Linked DNA regions of Mus musculus: region 2 is linked to region 1. The links are chromatin contacts, found by Hi-C or POLR2A ChIA-PET in ENCODE. All regions are on one chromosome and are shown on one strand. Each heading gives the region's core, a stretch centred on a gene start or an enhancer-like site at or near the end of the contact. The rest is flanking DNA. Distances are from core to core; before and after follow the strand shown. Region 1 holds the start of Ldah (lipid droplet associated hydrolase). Region 2 holds the start of Gdf7 (growth differentiation factor 7).

Region 1 (2,809 bases), core at 153-2,652:
GTTTTGGAACAATCCAAAGTAGAGTTAGCTAAGAAAAACTCAACAGCTGGCTTTGACTTGTTCACTGGGACAGGGGTCATCTGGAAGTACCTTTATTGATAAGCTTAACAATGAATGCTCTAAAACAAAAATAGGTTGAACACATAATCTTATATTTAATTCATATTTAATCTTTTCACATGGCCAATTTTAATAGGTTCTTGCAGTGCATGTAGGCTGCCTCCTGAGGTTGAGAACAAAGTTGCCTCACCTCTTAGGACCTCACCTCACTAGTCACATAGCATTAGCTCACAACACACTGATAAGCATATTGACCCTTTATGACACAGGCATACAATACAACGTTTCAGAAAAAGTGACCTGATATTTTGCCCATGATGATCTTAAAAGTCTCTCCTACTAACATTCCAACTTCTTCATCAAAGTAGTTTAGAAAAATGTTGAAGGCACCTGGAATGTAATAGTTTCCCAAAGTAAGAAAGAGCTTGATTAAAATATTCTTCTAAGAAGACAGCAAAGCCCAGAAAAATGTAAGAGCACACTAAAGGTCAGAAGCTACCATAAATATTATATAAGAAACAAGAGCAAGGAATTTAAAAGTAATAATTGAAAGAACAAAACTTATGGGGTGGATTATCAGCAGAGTAGTATCAACAAAGAACGAGATGAGAGAACGTGGATAGATCCACAAAATTTACAAACCTGAATTGGTGGGAAACAGTCTAAAAACTCAGCAGTAGCCCCGGGACTTGTACTACAATGACAAATGACCTAAAATTCATGCAACTAGAGTTTCAGAGAAGGCAATGTGGGGCTAAAACACACGTTTTAAGAAAGAGTATCTGGAAACTTCTCAAAATTGGGAAGGGCATAAATCTACAGATTCAAGAAGCTGAGCTTCTCAAGCTGGGGAAATGTATACTATACTATTAGAAGCCATGCATTTTGTAAAACTAAAATAAAAAAAAAAGTTAAAAGCAGTGAAACAACACATCATATGCAAGGGTAAAGGTAATTTTAATGTCAGCAGATTTCTCAGGAGAATCCACGAGGGACAGTGTCGACCACAGATGCCTGGGGAGCCCCAGCGCAGACTTGGATTTATTTCTAGAAGGCTGGCTGCCAGCGCATTGGCTTATCCTTACCCAGGGAGCCTCTGGCGACCTGGCCACAGGTCGGGCGAGTGTAGTGCCATCGCGTACCGCACGGCCTAGCGGCTGTGCACGCGGGGTGATGGCAGCTCAGTTATCCTAGCACCACCCCATGCGCAGCCCACGTGCCCTTCCTCAGACAAACCACACAGTACTGGCAGCATCACCTCACCTGCCCACTCACAAGGTATTGGGGTCGTCCGCCGACGTCTCGGCAAAGCCTCACCAGACCCGGAAGTTCCGCCTGTACTGACGTCACAGCGCCGCGCCGCGCCGGTCCCGGAAGTCGGGACCCGTAGAACGCTTTGCAAGGATCTCCCGTGTGAGAGTTTGGGTGGCAGCTTGATGGGTAGGTGGTTTATAGTCAGCGAGATTGCTGGGAGCAGCACATAGAGCGTTTCTAGCATACCACCTGAATTTTACCCGCTCTCTGTTCTTTGTCGTTTTGGTAAACGAGTTTTTCCTCTCTTTGGAGGTTCTTTCATTCCCCCCCCCCCCCCCATCTGCCCACTTTTCCTTTCTTCCACCACCAGTTGCTTTTCATTCCTGACTCATGATCACAGGAAAGTTGACTCTCAGCTGACCTTAGTGCTAGTATTCAACTTCATATAGTATTCAGTTTCATATTCAGGATAATGCGACCTTCCAGAGCTATTTCCAGCTTACTACAAACTTCAAGATAGTATCCTCAACACTTGGTACAATTGTAGGCAATCAGTGTATTTCTGTCCCCCAAAATACTGTCGCCAATATGGCAGTATTATAGCCAGAAGAAGCATGGAACTTAGAAAGAAAGAAAAAAAAAACCCATAGTAATTATCACACATGGAAAAGCTTTGCGCTTGTATCCAGCACCTCGGTGATAGTACCAACATCACTTATATTTTAACTTAAAAATCTTTTTGTATATTAGTAGCCTGGAGCCTATGGACGCTGGAAGAGGGCACTGGGTTCCCTGGGACCTGAACCACATAAGCCTATGGGTCACCATGTGGGTGCTGAGAATCAATCCTAAATCCTGTGGAAAAGGAGTTAGTGCTCATAACTACTGAACCAACATCCAACTAGCTGTGGAATGTAAACCGATAAATATCTTCATAACCCTTTTTTATCACTTCTACTTTCCACATCCAATAGGTAACATTTAATGAATATAGAAAAAGATATTCATTGTGTTAAGAGTTTTTCATGAACTAATTTTTAAACCCTTAGCATTTCAGTGTGGTCAGTATTAACAAGTGATCACTAGAGTTTGGAGATATAAATACATAAAAGTAAATGATTATGTTACGGTGACCATAGGATATGTACCAAGTGGTGTCAGTTTTATGTGTGTAAATTTCCTGCCAGTAATGCTGTTAAAGGACTACTGACATATCAAGGGCGTCTTTCTGGGTATCTGTTCCATCCTTCTTTCATCCATAGACTACATGACAGAATGCATTGGTGCAGGATTTCTTTTAATTCTTGGATATGCATCTACGATGTAGCATCTAGGTGATTTATGTTTCTGATTTCACTGAACCTGTGCCAGAAATAACTGAAGCAATTCAGACTTTATAGTTGGCCAGAGATTATTTCTGTTAACTGCAGTGTAAAATGAGGTGCGAAGAAACTGACTTTCCCACAGTTAGTTAGGAGAGCTAGGCTCAGGTTAC
Region 2 (2,809 bases), core at 175-2,674, 94 kb before region 1:
CCCAGATGCCCACCATCTGGCAACAGCAGGAAGGCCCTGAGTAGGGAGGCCAGCAGCACAGACCGTGGTCCAGGTGCACGCGTGCCTGCTATCCAGAGGGCGAGGTGGGAGTATAAGACTCCAACGCGGGAGCCTGGGCTATGTAGTTTATTAGGAAGAGGCTTTTAGATAGCACCTTGACCTGACTCACGGACCGGGCGTGGATTCTGAGTTTGGTATCCAGAACAATGCTAAAGTAATGGATTTGGGGTCCAGGCTTTTAAATCCCTTGGACAGTTGGTCTATTTTCTGGACATTCTTGCTCTGGGGTTTGTCTGAACTAAATCGACACACATGCTGGCGCCTTCCCCCCTCAGAGCAGGAGTGGGGAGGAAGTTAGCCAAACAAAAGTCCCAGCGTCTGTATGCTCAAGAGTCGCCCAGGCATAGACCAGAGGTGGCCCTTTCCACCCATGCTCATAGAGTGCTATAACCATGCTGGCATCCGAGCGCTATTCCATGGCTTTGCAACGCAGCCTCTGGGCTTGTGGTTGCACTCTTGCCTTTTGCTCTGAAGACCTTGAAGAAATGTGGTCACCTGCCCCACTCTCCCCTTTCCCCGGGCAAATTACTTTGCACATTCAAACCCTGAGACCTAATTTGAGTAGGATTCCGCTGGTCCCCGCCTTCCTAATTCATTAAACCCTTTAAGATTTCAGCTCCTGCTTTGGCTCAAGATGCCCACCCAAAGCTTTTCCGGTCCGTGCCCATCTGTACCCTCCAGCCACTCATCCTTCATCACAGATCCTCTCCCTTTCTCTGGCCTCCCACTGTTATCTTCAGAGGGCTGTGGACGGGAGAGGGTGGCATCCAAATGTGTATCGTAAGCATCCCTAGGAACTCCCTAATGAGCATCCATCAAGGGGGCGTACGGCGAGAAAGCTGGATGGGAGGGGCCCAGTCTTGACTTGGCCCGGGTCTGGCATCCCTAGCACTCACAAGATCACGCGGAGGGCGGTGTTTCTCCATGGAGGAGTCGGGAGGAAGCTGGGCGGGTACGCGAGACGCCCCATCTTCCAGCCAAGGAGTGCGCTGAGGTCTTGGGGCGGAGGGGGGTGGGGGCTCGTAGTACCTTCGGGAGGGGAGGCGGGGCACCGCGTTGTGGCAGGAGCCTCGGGCGGATGGCCTTCTCTTGGCAAGGACAAGGACCAGGCACTACAGCAAGGGGAGGCGACTTCTACCCTGCACTGCGCGATAGGCCTGAGTTGGGGGGCTCAGCGCTGCGGGTTGAACGTTCAGCAGGGGGCGCTGCTCCGAGCGCTGGGCGGGGGTGGGGTGGGAGAGGAGGGGGGCAGCGGCTTGCTGCGCACACTTCCCCCATTATTAAACACTATGTTCAAAAGGCGTCGGGGGACTTCCCGGAGCCACGGAGCCCGTGTCGCGCGGCCGGCCGGCCCAAGGAGCCCATGGACCTGAGCGCTGCCGCCGCGCTGTGTCTCTGGCTGCTGAGCGCTTGCCGTCCCCGCGACGGGCTAGAAGCTGCCGCGGTGCTCCGAGCGGCGGGGGCTGGACCAGCCTGGAGCCCCGGGGGCGGCGGCGGCGGGCGGACCCTCGCCCGGGCTCCAGGCCCTTCAGCTCTCCAGGCCGCTGCGGTTCCGGGTCCCCGAGCTGTGCGCCGCGCTGCGGGTTCTGGCTTCAGGAACGGCTCGGTGGTGCCACACCACTTCATGATGTCGCTTTACAGGAGCCTGGCGGGGAGGGCTCCGGTCGCGGCAGCTTCAGGGCACGGGCGTGTGGACACAATCACCGGCTTCACAGACCAAGCAACTCAAGGTACTTTACGCGTCTTCTGCGCACCAGCCCATCCCGTCTACTCTTGACTGGAGACGAGCCGGGGGAGGCAAGCCTCTGCCCGATTCGATCCTGAACTATGATCCCTATAGTTATCCTCAGGTGCTGGAGAGAAAAAGTTGTCTTCGAAGTCATTGTTCACGAACCCCTAAGCCAGTCAAGGCTTGGTCTCCGAGGGCTAAGGGAGTGGGAGCCGCTCTTCAGAACAGGCTGGCAGGTTCCCCTCAAGCCAAGCGGAGCTCAAGATCCGCTTCTTTGGGGGAAGGGTCTAGTGTAGCCTTGGGCCTGGAGCCCTGGGAGAAGAAAGAAGGGCAGGAGTTGTGGCCTTTGAGTTCCCGCCAAGAGGGACGAGAGCAGTGATGGTAGTGCCTTGTGTTCAGCGGGGGACTGGGGACTATACACAAATTGAAGCTCAGGGGAATTCAGGGTAGAGCAGCTGGTATCCAATTAAAGTCATGGCCTCTCGGTATCAGAAGGACCCCTCTCAGGCAGGCCGTTTCGGGTGGATGGTGGCTTGTGTATGGGAAGAGAGTTTGGGTGCCTGCCTTCCTTCTGTGACAGTAGGCCCCAGCAGCCAGAGTCCAGGGCCTCGGCTTGTGTGGGGAGAAAAGGGATGGTTGGAGCTCAAACATCACATTTTACCCTGTGTAGGGCCCTCCAAAGGTAGGATGTGGGTGGGGTTGTGGGGTGGTTGTAGTATGTGTGTGTCATCTGGCTTTTATTAATCTCCATTGAAGTCATTAAAGCAGACAGATAGGGAAAATTTAACTAATTTCAGGCGGAAATGCAAGTAATTTTGGCTTCAATTCTGCCCAGCCAAAGATCTAGCTTGGAAATCAGGAGGGAAAGGAAGGCAAGTAGGGCTGAAAAGTGAGGCTAGGCAGCCTTTGGCAGTCTGCAGGCCTTTGATACCAGCGTGGGAAAACAGGCTGTGGCTACCACGCATCAGCCATCTCAGAAACACACTCAGTGCGCAGCAT

Evidence for each region. A loop is a pair of places that touch in the nucleus more often than their neighbours do. ChIA-PET counts read pairs that join two places held with the same protein, here RNA polymerase II (POLR2A).
Region 2: a map of left cerebral cortex shows a loop between it and region 1 (2.7-fold over the local background). The contact joins the promoter of Gdf7 here to the promoter of Ldah in region 1. A Hi-C loop is called at or near these places in 7 of 37 maps with a recorded cell type or tissue (T-helper 17 cell, T-helper 2 cell, gastrocnemius and 2 more). POLR2A ChIA-PET finds 5 or more read pairs at or near these places in 1 of 5 experiments (Patski).

The regions. Positions count from the first base shown.
Region 1 is chr12:8,206,719-8,209,527 of GRCm38, reverse strand. It overlaps Ldah (lipid droplet associated hydrolase), which reads right to left and starts at 1,402. Exons shown (of 7, transcript NM_001364261.1): 1 at 1,324-1,402. It overlaps Gm33037 (a long non-coding RNA gene), which reads left to right and starts at 1,395. Exons shown (of 4, transcript XR_381233.4): 1 at 1,395-1,500.
Region 2 is chr12:8,300,569-8,303,377 of GRCm38, reverse strand. It overlaps Gdf7 (growth differentiation factor 7), which reads left to right and starts at 1,424. Exons shown (of 2, transcript NM_001312876.1): 1 at 1,424-1,811. The coding sequence starts at 1,445. It also overlaps a transcript of Ldah not described here.